Regions from separate parts of the Homo sapiens genome. Here region 2 is linked to region 1. Evidence: chromatin loops called from intact Hi-C (ENCODE). Cell type or tissue: dorsolateral prefrontal cortex. All regions are shown on one strand.

The links. Peaks named below come from ENCODE experiments on the same cell type or tissue, not always from the same donor. Only the 100,000 strongest peaks of a DNase experiment are listed, where the experiment ranks them.
Region 2: it touches region 1 in a loop (10-fold over the local background); 4 of 110 quality-filtered maps call a loop at or near these places.

Annotation. Positions count from the first base shown.
Region 1 is chr13:83,877,288-83,885,287 of GRCh38, reverse strand. SLITRK1 (SLIT and NTRK like family member 1) reads left to right here and starts at 2,814. Exons shown (of 2, transcript NM_001281503.2): 1 at 2,814-3,284; 2 at 3,728-8,000. The coding sequence starts at 3,781. The coding sequence ends at 5,871. In dorsolateral prefrontal cortex, CTCF peaks have their summits at 2,801 and 3,115; DNase peaks (open chromatin) are centred at 2,867, 3,167, 5,557, 6,177 and 3 weaker places; H3K4me3 peaks cover 6,546 bases; H3K27ac peaks cover 7,409 bases.
Region 2 is chr13:83,631,354-83,639,353 of GRCh38, reverse strand. No RefSeq gene overlaps it. Among named protein-coding and RNA genes, the nearest start is that of SLITRK1, 250 kb to the left of the region's middle. In dorsolateral prefrontal cortex, no CTCF peak of the experiment used is centred here; no DNase peak of the experiment used is centred here; H3K27ac peaks cover 1,141 bases.

The DNA of each region.
Region 1 (8,000 bases):
GTGTGAACATTTAATGACACAATTGAAATCTTTCTGGTCACAGCCAGGAAATTAAACTATAGCCCTGAGCAAATATTATCAATCATCATCATCATCTGGAATATCCTTTATCTCCAGCTACTGAGATTATCTGTTGAGAGGCAAGGCAACTGAAGGAGTTCACTTGAGCTCAAATAGACAGCGTGGAACCCTTTTAAGAAAAATTCATGCCTAAGAAATATTCCCCTAAGGTATTAGAAATGTTTAGATCACATATAAATCCCTTATATTTTTATTCTCCACCAATAAATTTATTGTTTAACTTGAATAGTTAGGCTTTGAAGTTGTAGGTGTGGTTTTCTAGACCGTTTTATGTCTCTAAAATATATTTATTATGAAAATATTATGATAGCTATTATAGAGGGTCCATTTCAATAGACTTACATGTGTACCTCTATATTTTGCTTGCAAGTTTGTATTGGAGATCTTCATATAGGCGGTATAATCTTAATCTTTTCTTCTCAGGTTTAGTTGCTCATCTGAGAACTACCACACTTTTTTCTTAGAGTGCAGAGATAAGAAATTATTTGAAGAGGATATAATTTAAAAAATTTTGTAAGATACCTAAATAGGAGAATCCTAACTGTAAATTTTCTATTGTGATTGGTGTGTTAAGAGGAAAGAAGAAATAAGGGATGAGAGAAAGATACAGAATTTAAAGGGTGAAGAGGAGAATGAAATCTGAATACAAACTGTAGGTTATCTAAATTCATTTAAATCAACTTAAATATGTTCTTGGAGTCTCTTCACATAAAGATAATATTCTGTAAGTTGAAAAAAAATGTAACCTTTTAAGGTTAAAAATGTGGGTTTTAGATGATTGTCCTTTCTAAACAGCCAGCATTTTTCTGTTTTCCTTGAGTCTTGCCTAACCCTATTAATCACAGACACCATAAGGCTGATTTCCTTTCTCAGAGTGGTTTCTTGGGCCAAGATATTTTAGACCTGAGTCCTATTTAAGAAGAAACAGAAAAATGATTTCCTTCAGTTGAACTCCTCCACATCTGCAGTTCTCAACTGCATAGCATTTCTTTAGCATAATGGTTTCAAATTGATTAAGGTCTTTTTTTTTCACTCTCTACATGTGGTAATGGGTCAAATTAAATGAGAACAGAGTTATTTCAGAAGTGTATCAGGATGTCTAAAAAAGATCTCTCTAGTGTACACACGTGCACACACACAAACACACACATGCATGCACATACACACACACACTGAAATGTCTTCATCCCCACCTCCCTTCACTGAATTTCACCAGAGGAATACAACAAAAATATTTTGTCATATGAAAACATTGTATATAGATATGAAATTTTCTCCACCCACCTAGAAATTAGATTCTGACCCAGAAAAAAAAATCTTGTAAACATCTTTAAGACCTTCCCTAGCCTTGGGAATTTTCCCAACCCCAGTCCTTTCCCCCAAATTTTTACTCCCCATCTTTCTCAAAATACACACTTCCTTGAACATTTGCTCTTTTGCACAAAATATTAGCAAGCTCGTTGCAGCTGTCCAACTTGCAAAAGACCTAATTAAAAAGGCAAGTGGTGTAAACATATCCTCTCTGCATAGAGTGAAGAAAGGGCCAAACAGTAACTCTATTTAAAAGACCTAAAAATTTCAAATCCTAAAATGATCTATAAATATTTTAGGACGTATTGATGTGAAAAGGTGTCGACTCTGAAAGGAAAAGTCAGCAAAAGAGGCTTCACGGAAGCAGCATGTTCACGTTTTCTTCCATCCCAGAAGGTGATATTACTGGATTTTTATAAGCTCAGAGTTTGGAATCTGTTGTTTCCTTAACTGGAAAAAGCCTGAGCTTCGTGTTTCCCCAGCATCAGTGACCCAACAAGCATCTGCGCGAAGAGGAGCTGCCGGCTACCTGCAGAGAGCGTTCTCGCTGAGCTTTAGAGTCCAGAGATTTCTATCTCCTCCTCTCAAAATGCAACTGGTTATTTACTTGTAAACATTTAAATTAGTTCAAACTGATGTGAAAACTTTGTCAGTGGGGTGTGTGTGTGTGTGTGCGTGCGTGTAGTGTGCGCGCGCCTGCCTGCCAGTGGGTTTTTAACAGCACTCACAAATCATCTTGGGATTTTTCCCTGCCCCCTCTCCCTTCTTTTCCGGTTCTCAGTTAAAGCTTTCGGGACTGGAATCAAGGACTTCAGCATGCATTGTGTTTCACCCTCCAGAGTTAAATAACATTCAAGAAATATCAAAGAACCTAACTCTCAATGACCAAATTGACTAAATTTCTGCAAGTTTTAAAAAGTATATGCCTAATTTATATACCTTGCAAAAAAATTCATACTCAATTATGATATTATGTAACATATATGTTCCGAAAGCCACTTTGAACATACCAAAAGAAATGTTTCAAAGACATCAAATAGCGTAAAACACTGTGCCGCAGAGAAGGAAGAAATGCATTTAAAGAACCGATGAAAATGGCGTGCAGTATAATTACCTCAAATTGCTGTTCGCTTGACACCCTGACACTAATTTTATTCAAGCCATTGGGAAATAAATGTTTTAAAAGCACTCCTTTCCGAATGGTGGAGCTGGTGGGGGCTGTGAACTCGTTAAGGAAAGGAAAGGGTAAAGTTTCCAGCACGCAAAAATAATCAAATAATCCATTTAAAATAAGCATCTATGTAGATCGTCAGCCTTTTATGCCCACATTTTTAACGCTTGCCCTGTACGTGGATTGATTTTTTTTTCTTTCAGCATTCCCTAGCCAGATGGATTTTTGCTACTGCAGATCAGCAGAGGGTGTCAGATCTTTCAGAGTGCACCAGGCTGGAACGAGCAGAGCTTCTTAGCAACTCTCTTCTCCGCCCCCCTCCCCTCATTCTCGCGCTCTCTTCCTCCCTCAGACAACTCGCCCCCCGCCCTCCGCCCCCCTCCACGTAATTCCGAAAGAGCAGAAGAAAGAGAAGGAGAACAGGAAAAGAAGAGCTAGTAAGCGAGAGCGAGAGCACAGAAAAGAAAAAAAAAAGCCTTAAGAGGACCGAAGGGGAGGAAAGGAAAAGGATGGACAACCACAAAACGCAGCGATTGCGGAAATTTTCCAGCGCCATTGGCTGGGCAGCGTGAGTCCTTCGGTCGGGCGTGATTTCAGCACCGGGGGAACTGGACAGCACCTCGGGGGGACTTCTGGGCAACCCGCAACCACAGCAAGAACTCCACCAGCAGCCTCAACAACAGAAGCCGCGGAAAACCCTGCTTTGTATCAGAGAGGCAAGGTCAGTCCGACGCACAGCCATGCACAGGCAGTGCGCCTGTACTACGCTGCAAACCCTCTGCTTGTTTCTCTAACATGCACTTGCTTCTAATTACTAGCATTGTTTCATTTCTGATCAGTGAAGATCAGTAGATGAGATTCTGTAAGGGTGTACTTTTAATTTATATGTATATATTTAACTTCTTTTTCTGTTATTTTTAAAGTGTTGTGGGGGAGTGGGGTTTTTTTCCTACTTTTTTTTTTTTTTTTTTTTCTTTGCTTGCCTTGCACTACGTGCCTGGATAGTTTGTGGATATAATTATTGACTGGCGTCTGGGCTATTGCAGTGCGGGGGGGTTAGGGAGGAAGGAATCCACCCCCACCCCCCCAAACCCTTTTCTTCTCCTTTCCTGGCTTCGGACATTGGAGCACTAAATGAACTTGAATTGTGTCTGTGGCGAGCAGGATGGTCGCTGTTACTTTGTGATGAGATCGGGGATGAATTGCTCGCTTTAAAAATGCTGCTTTGGATTCTGTTGCTGGAGACGTCTCTTTGTTTTGCCGCTGGAAACGTTACAGGGGACGTTTGCAAAGAGAAGATCTGTTCCTGCAATGAGATAGAAGGGGACCTACACGTAGACTGTGAAAAAAAGGGCTTCACAAGTCTGCAGCGTTTCACTGCCCCGACTTCCCAGTTTTACCATTTATTTCTGCATGGCAATTCCCTCACTCGACTTTTCCCTAATGAGTTCGCTAACTTTTATAATGCGGTTAGTTTGCACATGGAAAACAATGGCTTGCATGAAATCGTTCCGGGGGCTTTTCTGGGGCTGCAGCTGGTGAAAAGGCTGCACATCAACAACAACAAGATCAAGTCTTTTCGAAAGCAGACTTTTCTGGGGCTGGACGATCTGGAATATCTCCAGGCTGATTTTAATTTATTACGAGATATAGACCCGGGGGCCTTCCAGGACTTGAACAAGCTGGAGGTGCTCATTTTAAATGACAATCTCATCAGCACCCTACCTGCCAACGTGTTCCAGTATGTGCCCATCACCCACCTCGACCTCCGGGGTAACAGGCTGAAAACGCTGCCCTATGAGGAGGTCTTGGAGCAAATCCCTGGTATTGCGGAGATCCTGCTAGAGGATAACCCTTGGGACTGCACCTGTGATCTGCTCTCCCTGAAAGAATGGCTGGAAAACATTCCCAAGAATGCCCTGATCGGCCGAGTGGTCTGCGAAGCCCCCACCAGACTGCAGGGTAAAGACCTCAATGAAACCACCGAACAGGACTTGTGTCCTTTGAAAAACCGAGTGGATTCTAGTCTCCCGGCGCCCCCTGCCCAAGAAGAGACCTTTGCTCCTGGACCCCTGCCAACTCCTTTCAAGACAAATGGGCAAGAGGATCATGCCACACCAGGGTCTGCTCCAAACGGAGGTACAAAGATCCCAGGCAACTGGCAGATCAAAATCAGACCCACAGCAGCGATAGCGACGGGTAGCTCCAGGAACAAACCCTTAGCTAACAGTTTACCCTGCCCTGGGGGCTGCAGCTGCGACCACATCCCAGGGTCGGGTTTAAAGATGAACTGCAACAACAGGAACGTGAGCAGCTTGGCTGATTTGAAGCCCAAGCTCTCTAACGTGCAGGAGCTTTTCCTACGAGATAACAAGATCCACAGCATCCGAAAATCGCACTTTGTGGATTACAAGAACCTCATTCTGTTGGATCTGGGCAACAATAACATCGCTACTGTAGAGAACAACACTTTCAAGAACCTTTTGGACCTCAGGTGGCTATACATGGATAGCAATTACCTGGACACGCTGTCCCGGGAGAAATTCGCGGGGCTGCAAAACCTAGAGTACCTGAACGTGGAGTACAACGCTATCCAGCTCATCCTCCCGGGCACTTTCAATGCCATGCCCAAACTGAGGATCCTCATTCTCAACAACAACCTGCTGAGGTCCCTGCCTGTGGACGTGTTCGCTGGGGTCTCGCTCTCTAAACTCAGCCTGCACAACAATTACTTCATGTACCTCCCGGTGGCAGGGGTGCTGGACCAGTTAACCTCCATCATCCAGATAGACCTCCACGGAAACCCCTGGGAGTGCTCCTGCACAATTGTGCCTTTCAAGCAGTGGGCAGAACGCTTGGGTTCCGAAGTGCTGATGAGCGACCTCAAGTGTGAGACGCCGGTGAACTTCTTTAGAAAGGATTTCATGCTCCTCTCCAATGACGAGATCTGCCCTCAGCTGTACGCTAGGATCTCGCCCACGTTAACTTCGCACAGTAAAAACAGCACTGGGTTGGCGGAGACCGGGACGCACTCCAACTCCTACCTAGACACCAGCAGGGTGTCCATCTCGGTGTTGGTCCCGGGACTGCTGCTGGTGTTTGTCACCTCCGCCTTCACCGTGGTGGGCATGCTCGTGTTTATCCTGAGGAACCGAAAGCGGTCCAAGAGACGAGATGCCAACTCCTCCGCGTCCGAGATTAATTCCCTACAGACAGTCTGTGACTCTTCCTACTGGCACAATGGGCCTTACAACGCAGATGGGGCCCACAGAGTGTATGACTGTGGCTCTCACTCGCTCTCAGACTAAGACCCCAACCCCAATAGGGGAGGGCAGAGGGAAGGCGATACATCCTTCCCCACCGCAGGCACCCCGGGGGCTGGAGGGGCGTGTACCCAAATCCCCGCGCCATCAGCCTGGATGGGCATAAGTAGATAAATAACTGTGAGCTCGCACAACCGAAAGGGCCTGACCCCTTACTTAGCTCCCTCCTTGAAACAAAGAGCAGACTGTGGAGAGCTGGGAGAGCGCAGCCAGCTCGCTCTTTGCTGAGAGCCCCTTTTGACAGAAAGCCCAGCACGACCCTGCTGGAAGAACTGACAGTGCCCTCGCCCTCGGCCCCGGGGCCTGTGGGGTTGGATGCCGCGGTTCTATACATATATACATATATCCACATCTATATAGAGAGATAGATATCTATTTTTCCCCTGTGGATTAGCCCCGTGATGGCTCCCTGTTGGCTACGCAGGGATGGGCAGTTGCACGAAGGCATGAATGTATTGTAAATAAGTAACTTTGACTTCTGACAAAAAACAAAAAGTGCTGCATGGCTCGCATGGAATCCACGCGCTCCAGGGACTCTGCCCGCCCCCGCGACTGGAGACGGCATCTCGTTCACAGCACCCACCCTCTTACCTGATAAGTTCCATCGTATCAAACTTTCTATAAACAAAATACAGTATAATCAGAAAGTGCCATTTCGCCATTATTTGTGATCGGTAGGCAGTTCAGAGCATAAGTTAACTGTGAAAAAAATGTAAAGGTTTTATTTAGGACATTTGCATGGCTAGTCATCAGTCCATTTTATGAGTTAACAATGTATTTTGTTGAGGGAAGTTTTTAGGGGTTGTTTTGGGTTCTTTTATTTTGATGGTGATGTTTTATTTTATTTTATTTTTTTCAGGGGGTCTTTTTTTTAATACATATCCAATAATGCCTTCCATCTGAATGTAAAATAAGTACCCATGATTTCTATTATAGTATCAGTGTAATTATTTAAAAAATGATTTTGAGGCAGTTAAGCATGACCAATTAATGTCACTCTAGTGCTTAGGCTGCGATCCTATGGTAGCAATTCTGTGCTGGTATAAATCTTACTTATAAAGTAGGAAAAGAGAACCGAGGAAGCACGTGAAACTTACTAATTCTATTCGAGGATTTTATAATGGCATATTTTTTCAGTATTAAAGCGAAAATGTTTTCAACTCTGGGTCCTTACCTTTTTCCAGCTTCATATTTGCAAGTGGTAAATTGGATTTGCGGTGGAAGAGACAGGGGAGGGAAACGGTTGGGGTTAGATCCCTTCCTGAGCTACATTAAGGCTCTTTCTCTAATCGCCTTACTTAGCTTTTTACCCTTTAAGTAGCTCCTCTTCCCTCGCCCCCACCCTCTACCCCACCCCCACCTTCGCTCAGACTTTACCGGCTTTCCCCAGTCCATAAAGGTCTTGCCCCAACACTCACCCCTTCTTTTTTTCCCCTCTCCAAATGCAGCAGTGAATCCCTTTATTAATACTGGAAATCCCTCTCTGCTGCTTTTGTTGGTGCTGCCCACACTGCAGATATATTAAGGATGTTAGGAGAGATTTGATTTAATTGACTCTGCCTAGATAGGTCTCATTAAACAGAGTGGAGATTTCATTGGTCAGCACTCCTCAATGAAAGACAGACCTAATGACTGGCATTTGAGATGCTGCTGGCATTTTGAATTCAACATCTGCTGAAAACGGTAAAACTAATTAGTGCCCACCCACCCTCCCCGCCCCAGCAACTGCATATTGAAATTTGTTAAAGCACTCATCTTTATGGAAATTAATCATTATCCTAAAGAAGTGTTTCTCTCCCATCATCCGGATTTCTGGTTGTGGCCCAGCAATTAACAAAAACAGCTTCAACTGTTCGAATTTTATGAACCAATGTAACTCTGGCCTCAATCATATTCCTCTGGGATTTCTAAACAGCAGTTAAGCTACAAAAAGCAAACAAAACCACACATATTGATGGAGTCTGCATTCCACCACATATCCACCCTTGAGAAGTATGTCAAAAGACTGCAGACTATAGATTTTTTTTTAATATAGGATTATAAATCAGCTAGTGAAAGACCTCAGAGCAGTTGTAAGTAGATCTGCCATCTAGAACTCATATTCTAAAGGGAAG
Region 2 (8,000 bases), 250 kb after region 1:
TCAATCCCACTATTAGTAGTAGGACTTATACATATGTTTATTGCAGCACTATTCACAATTGCAAGTAGACAAAATCAATCTAATTTTCCATAAATGAATGAACGGATAATGTAGGATGTATACACAATGAAATACTGTGTACTATTAAGCCATAAAAAATAAGAAAATCTTGTTGTTTATGTGAAAATGGATGAAGTTGGAGGAATTTATGAAATGAGCCAGTTGCAGAAACATAAATCATGCATGATCTCACATATTTGGAGAATACAAACAAGTTGATCTCAGGGGCTGGAATGTTTGGTAGTGGGAGTGAAGAGATAATGCTCAAAGAAAAATAAATATAATTAACAAGAGAAATAATTTCAAGAGATCTATTTTATAACCTGGTAATTATAGTTAATAATTTTTCATATTGAAAAATAAGAGAGTGAATAAAAAGTTATGTTACCACAAAAGTAACAACCATGTTAGATAATGCGTCATGTTGTACAAGGTAAATACATACATCATTATCTGTCAATGTAAAAAATAAAAAAGTTAAAAAAAAGTACTAAAATGTTATTAGGTACAATAGTGAGATAGACAACAATACAGTTGAACTATTCCTGAGAAATGAGAATTAAGGTGGATTTCTATCCCTACCACTGTTTGTGATATAATTTTTGACTGGCACGAAAATAATAAATTTGACAGATCCCAATAGCTACTAGGTGCCAGGAACAGTGTTGAATTACTTTAGCAAGGATGCCATATCTCTGGCCTCAAAGATGGTTATAGTTAGGATCTCACTGTAGGAGTCATCTGATTTTTTACCAAACAGATCATGTAAAAGAGCAGTGTGATAAGAACATCACTTTTGCATCTTTCAAATCTTTAACAGTCTCACAGATCTCCGAAAATTTCCAGAAATGTGGCATTTCTTTGGTTTAACATTTTAGTATGCGTGGATGGTCTCATCCATACAAGTTTCCACTGGATCCTTCAGGAATAATAGCCCTCACTTTAAGAGTCAGAGAACCAAGCTATAGATTATGCCATTTGACAGATGTATCTATTTTAACTTTTCCTTCAATAACTCAAGAAATAGCTTCGCATAGTATTTGTGGAATTCCTGGGCCTTTTGAAAGATAAACCTGAGCCCAAACTTTGTGATCTCAGCTTTGTAAACTCCCTTTCTGACCAAAAAGAACTAGTTAGAACCAATATCTAAACATCTTCCCAAGATGTGTGTATATTAATTTCCTAGTATATAGTCATCCTGACAAATGGGCACAGTTCTCTTAGGGCAGGTTTTGTAAATCACATTGTTCATCCTTAAGAACAGTGGTTCTCAAACTGTAGCACACTTCAAGATCACCTAAAGGGATTTTTAAAAGATTACTGGGCCCAAACTCTGAGTTTCTGATGTAGTCGGGGGTGTAATATTTCACGAGAATTTCTCTAGTCCATTTCCAAGTGATGCTAATGTTGTTGAACAAAGGACCATATTTTCATAACAACTGCTTAAGAAAATCAAACCTGCCTTTAGTTAATGGGGTTCTGAGTCTATGAATTTCTTCAAATTTAGCAACTGGGAAAAAGCTATTGGCTTTTGATTTGAAGTTTTTAAGAAGGAAGTAATTTTTTATGTTGTATAGATAAAATATTACTTTCATAGACTATTTTATTATCTATCTATTTATTTATTTATTTGAGATAGTGTCTTGCTCTGTAACCCAGGCTGGAGGACTAGAATGCATTGGCTTGATCATAGCTCACTGCAGCCCTGAATTCCTGGGCTCAAATGATTCTCCCAAGTAGTTATGACTACAGGAATGTATCACTACACCTGGCTAATATTTTAATTTATATTTTCATAGAGACCAGGTTTCACTATGTTGCCTAGTCTGGTCTCAAATTCCTGCCCCAGTCTCCCAAGTTGCTGGGATTACAAGTGTGAGCCACCACACTCAGCCTATTTTAAAAAAATTTCTGAGGATCCAGTGTCCAATTATTCATACCCACAATCCCTGTGGTTCAAATCATACTGCTTACTACTTGAAAAAGAGTATACCAATTTGACAGTTCTATTGAAGAGAGGCTTTATTTAATTCTGAATAAATTGCTCCTGTGTCCATAAAATAGCACTAGATAAAATAATATGTCTCTTTAGAAAATGTCCCCACATATATCTAATGTGCATTTCTTCACAATATTAATAAAGCAATGAATACCTTTATGTTTTTCTTTTCTTTTTCTTTTTCCCTTTTTTTTTTTCTTGAGACTGAGTCTTGCTCTATTGCCAGGCTGGAGTGCAGTGGTGCTGTCTTGTCTCACTACAACCTCTGCCTCCCTGGTTCAAGTGATTCTCCTGCCTCAGCCTCCTGAGTAGCTGGGACTACAGGCTCGCACCACCATGCCCAGCTAATTTTTGTATTTTTAGTAGAGACAGGGTTTTACCATGTTGGTCAGGATGGTCTCGATCTTCTGACCTCGTGATCCACCCGCCTCAGCCTCCCAAAGTGCTGGGTTTACAGGTGTGAACCGCCGTGCCCAGCCATGTTTTTCTTCAGTTCTTCTTACTGCAGAGGTATCAACTTTGCCCTTGAACTCTCTTAGAACTCTGATATTTAAATTTGGCAGTACATTGGTGTTAAGTGTCAGTCTTTCAAAGAATCCAAACTATATCTAGGCAAGATTTTGATTGATTACCAGAAAATATTCTGATTTTCCAAGCTGATATTGTTTTATCATTAAAAAATTATGAAGCTCATAATTAATTTTGTGACATAAAAGTCAAACATTAGATAAAGCTAAAATATTCCATTGATTTAGGGGAGTTAACATGAAGCTTCTAGATATATGCTTATAAATAAAAAACTGAAAATGAACAAGATGAATATATAATTATTGGTCATGAAAACTGATTTGTGCTAAAGACATGTGGCATTTACTTTTCAACAATAATTTCTTGTAAAACTCATTTGAAATTTCTGGAGAGCTACTTTATATCTGAAATAGTGAGCATTTTCCGAATTTTGTAAAAGGAATTATAGTTTATTATGTTTTCCTAAAGATCTTAACAAAATAATATATAGACTTTTAAATTGTCATTAAATGAGACTTTCTCAATTTTATTTGTGGTTTAATGTTGCATAAATTAATATTGGGTTTCCAAAGAACTTAAAAAGAACTTTAAAAATCTACTAAAAGAGATGATCTTTCTTTACCTATCAATATACTGAAGAGTTGTAATACCCTGAGGGTTGTTTGACAGATAAGTAGAACAGCTGCCAGAGGGAGAGAGGACTTCAAAATAAGGTCTTGAAAAACAATATTTTTAAATGCACAATTCTAATATTTTTAGAAGATCCAACCATTGGAATAGTTCATGTAATAAAAATTTAAGCTAAAACTGAAGGTAATCAAATGTAAATCTAATGAAATTCATTTTGGTAATGGAATGGAGCACATTAGACTATCTAAATTACATTTGCTTCTTTGCAATCATTCCTGAAACCATTATGGTAGGTAACCTAATGTTTCCAAAAATCTAGCTACTCTTTATATGAAATACTTCGAAACACAAAACCTATAATAGCCTAAAGCTCAAAGTGTTAAAGCTTGACTTTCCAATTACTTTTATTTCTTCCAACACTAAAATCAATCTTCAAAGATAATTTGGGTGCCTGGAACTAATGTATATATTTCTTTTCTTATTTCTACTAGTTTATGTAATCACTGGTTTCTCTCTATCATTGTTACAATTTGGAAGGCAGTATTGATCTGATTTCCATTCTGTGTATTGAGGATACACGAAACCCTGTGTTGTAGATTCTACTTTTATCTGCAGGCACCACTTCCCTTATCGTAAAACACCAACATTCTTTTAGGAAACTCCCCTCACTCCATCCATTCTTGTTTTTCTATTGAAAGGCTTGAAGTGATAAATTGGCCACCTGGACAAGAGAATATAGTGATCCATTTGGGCTCTTAACTGGGGTTTTTCTTTTTCAGTTGAAAATCCTAATTAGAGATGAAGCTAAGGTGCTTTGTCTCTGGGATCTGCCTGCTGACTGTGATCACGTGTCCGGAAAGGCTGCTTGAAATAATGAAGACAAAACATAGAGAAGTAGAGACTATAGGAGAGAAAAGCTCACGGATGTTTGTTGAATTCATGATTCCAGTTATTCCCAAATCGCACGAGCATTTGTCCTTTCTGAGCTTCTGCCTCAGTTAGTTTGAGTTGTATTTTACTTGCAACCAAAAATACAACCAAACAGATTCAACAGGGTTGAGGTTTTTATTTAGCACTGTATTAGTCGCCCATTGCTGCTGTTATAAAGTAAAATATACTTAGTTGCTTAAAAGAACACAAATTTATTATCTCACAGTTCTGTAGGTCAGATGTCTGAAATAGGGCTCACCTGGCTAAAAACAAGGACTTGGAAGTGCTATGTTCCTTTCTGAAGGCTCTACAAAGAGTTTGTTTTCTTGCCTTTTCCAGTTACCAGATGCTGCTCACATCTCTTGGCTTGTTGCCCTATTGCATCTTCAAAGTGAACAATGGCTGATTGAGTCTTTCTCACATAGCATCCCTCTGACACTTTTGCCTGTCTCTTCCACAATTAAGAACACGTGATTAAGTTGGGCTCACTCAACTAATCCAGGATAATCTCCCCATTTCAAGGTCGCACAATTATTAACCTTAATTCCATCTGCTACTTAAATTCCCCTTTGTCATGTAATATAAAATTTTCAAAGATTGCAGGGATGAGGACATGAACTTCTTTTGAAGGGCAGTGCCTGCCATGGCACAAAGCATCAAAAAATAGAGGGAATGTAAGATAAAACATGATTTGCATATATATAATTCTAGCGTGAACAATAGCAATTTATTCAACATATTAATATTTAAGATAAATAAGAAAAATTTATATAATTCATTGTTACAAAACAATTGTAAGCGTTCACATTAGCCATTTTTTAAAAATAAAATGTTTAGGTGCATTTTGTTTTCTCCATGTCTGTGTATTTTTGCTAGTGATATTTGTTTTCTTATACATAATATGGAAGGTATGTTGAGTAAAACCCTGATTAAAAATGTCAGTCATGGAAGAAATGCTAGATATTTTCTATGACTGCTACTTATGCAATGATTGATTCCCTTTAAAAACACATTACTCCATATTGAATATTTCCAGTGATGGAGACCCCATTATCAAAGAGTTTAATAAATAGCCAAATCTGTGGGCATTCAAGAATGCCCTTATGACTCTGCTCCTGTTGGCTCTGCATGGTTTGTAATCTTTGCTAACAGACAGGGAAAGGGAGACCGATATTCAAAGCTTGTATTCAATTTCTCACAGTCACAGCTGACTGCAGCCCTGGAAGCCCATGAGAAACATGGTCTCACTAAGAGGCTGCAGCATCACTAGCTCTGCCTCTGTAATTCTTTGCTTTGGTTCAAGAGGAGAATGCAGAGGAGTTCAGGAGTAGGCGTTCTTTCCCTGCAGTACAAACAGCTTGAATTAATAAAGCTGTGTATTACTGTACAGCATAGGCACTTTCTTACCCTTTTGTATTGTTTGAAGCAACATACTTTACACAAATACATATTTTAAAAGAAGGTCAAGGTTATATTACCTCTACTGATTAATTTTGTTTCTGAGTCAGAACTTGCACAGTTACAGAAAATACCTACTCTCTTTCAGAATGACCATACTTGCAAACACAGTCAATAAGTAAGGTACAAAGAATTAGCACAAAATCTTTTGTTACATGAGTAGGAAGAACAAAAAAAAAATGTTTTGTTATGCTTAAAATTATATGCTTGTGCCATTTACATTATAAATTAAACAGTGGCTAGATTCTAGAACATTTATAAATGTATATCTTATGGGGAATCCCGAAGTCAATAAAAATATGCATAAATGGAAACCATGGCTTCTGATATGAAACAACATAATATAAGAAATATCATTATTGTATTCATGAAATCTTAGAAACATTGAATGTGCTTATCATGACTCTAATGAAACAAAAATAGCTAATCTTAATGCTGATATTTAGGAGATAATTTCAGGAAGTATGCCTTGATTTAGCAGTAGAAAACTCTGGATTTTAGCTCTGAATCTGCCATTTAAATACAATACATAATCCTATGCAAATAATGGGCTTGTAGTCTAGATGACACTGGACGATTATCAAAGCTCCTTTTTTCCTCTTTCTCTTTGCTTGCTTGTAGAAGATTTATATATTTGTGGAATACCTCTATTCTTGCATTCGAACACGTGCTTGCGCACACATAAACACATGCAGACACACACTCCTATCTCAGTAACACTTATTATTTTAAAAAAAAACTGGATTAATTTAAAATGAGTTTCTTCAAGAGACACTAGGAACTCCAAAAAAGGTAGTGGTGGGGATGGGGAAGGCAAGGGTTGGAAAAACTACCTATTGGGTACTATGTTCATCATTTCAGTAGTGGGGTCACTAGAAGCCCAAACCCCAGCATTATGCAATATATGCATGTAACAAACCTGCACGTGTACATCTTGAATCTACAATGAAAAAGAAACAGAGTTTGTTAGCGGTGACACTGTTGCTATTTGGGGCCAGGTAACTCTTTGATGAGGGTAGTAGTGAGGCTTTCCGGTTTATGGTAGAATGTTTAGTAGCATTTCTTGTCTCTACCCTCTAGACTGCAGTGGCAAATTCTGGCCAGTTATGACAACTAAAAGTGTCTCCAGACATTGTCAAACTTCCCCGAGGGAGCAAAAATAATTACTGATTCAAGAGTATTGTCTATAAAATATTCTGCTGTAAGAGAAAAAATTAGAAACTTTATGATGAAGATAAAATATCATAAGCCTTACAACACCTTGTACTTTAATTGCACGAAATCTTTACTAATACATTAATATCTACCTGACTTACCGTCCTTTTCTTTTTTTCTGGTTTTGCTTTTTATCTTTATGGAATTAAGCAGTATGACAAAATTATGACCCCTTTCATCAGTGTTTTAAGCCCCCAATAATCAATTATTCAATCATTTATGAAACTCAAATAGCCATTCTCCTTCTTTATTTCTAGTTAGATAAATACACATATAGTTTATGATTTTTTTTACTTTAAATATATGACATGTATTGCCATTTATTATGGGCCAGGGAATATGCTAAGAGATCTACATGTGTTATTATATTAAAGACTCCCCATTATCACTCTTCATTATGTCCTCTAATTTGGAATGCAACTGAAGGCCTGAAATGAATTATCTTTGATAAGGTCTCAAGGTTCTTCATGGCAGAACACAGGTTTGTACCAAAGCTGGTACTGTTTAAGAATCGGCTACATTTTTATCTTGGGTTTCACTGATCGTACACTCGTGTTTCTCCCTACAACAGTAAGCTTCATGAATACAGAATGATGGATCTTTTTAATCAGCTCTGTGGTCTCTCCCTCTCTTGCTGCCCCTAGAAGCTTGCATACAGATCCTGCTGAACAGAACTAATTTCCTCTAGCCAGGAATTACTTTGCCTCTTTTGGTCTCCAGACCCCAGAAATAATATTTTCCACTTCAGCTTCCTCACTTTCCCACACTGGAGTTAAGAGACAGAAATCACTGGATTTTGACAGCACAGCTTGGCTAAGTTATAATTTTAATTTTGTGGTGCTCCCTACTGTTGGCCTTTTTCTTTCATGCTAAAATTCTTGTTGTTTTTAATAAACTTAGCTTAGTCTGCTGCTCATTTAATCAGCACATATGGAAAACACCAGGAATCTTATTTTTAAAAATCTACTCCTCTTGACAAAAATTTAAATAACCTTGCTGAAATCATCAGTTGAAAGCATTGAGACCCTTGGGGGAAAATGTGCTGTAAGGTGAGCATGATAATGCTGAAATGCTAGAAGAAAGACAAAGGAACTCATGTGGCACAGGAGTAATCAGAGCAGTACCCTCCAGCTTGAAAACTATGAGCCAGAATTAAGTAAAAAACATCTTGCTAGAAAGG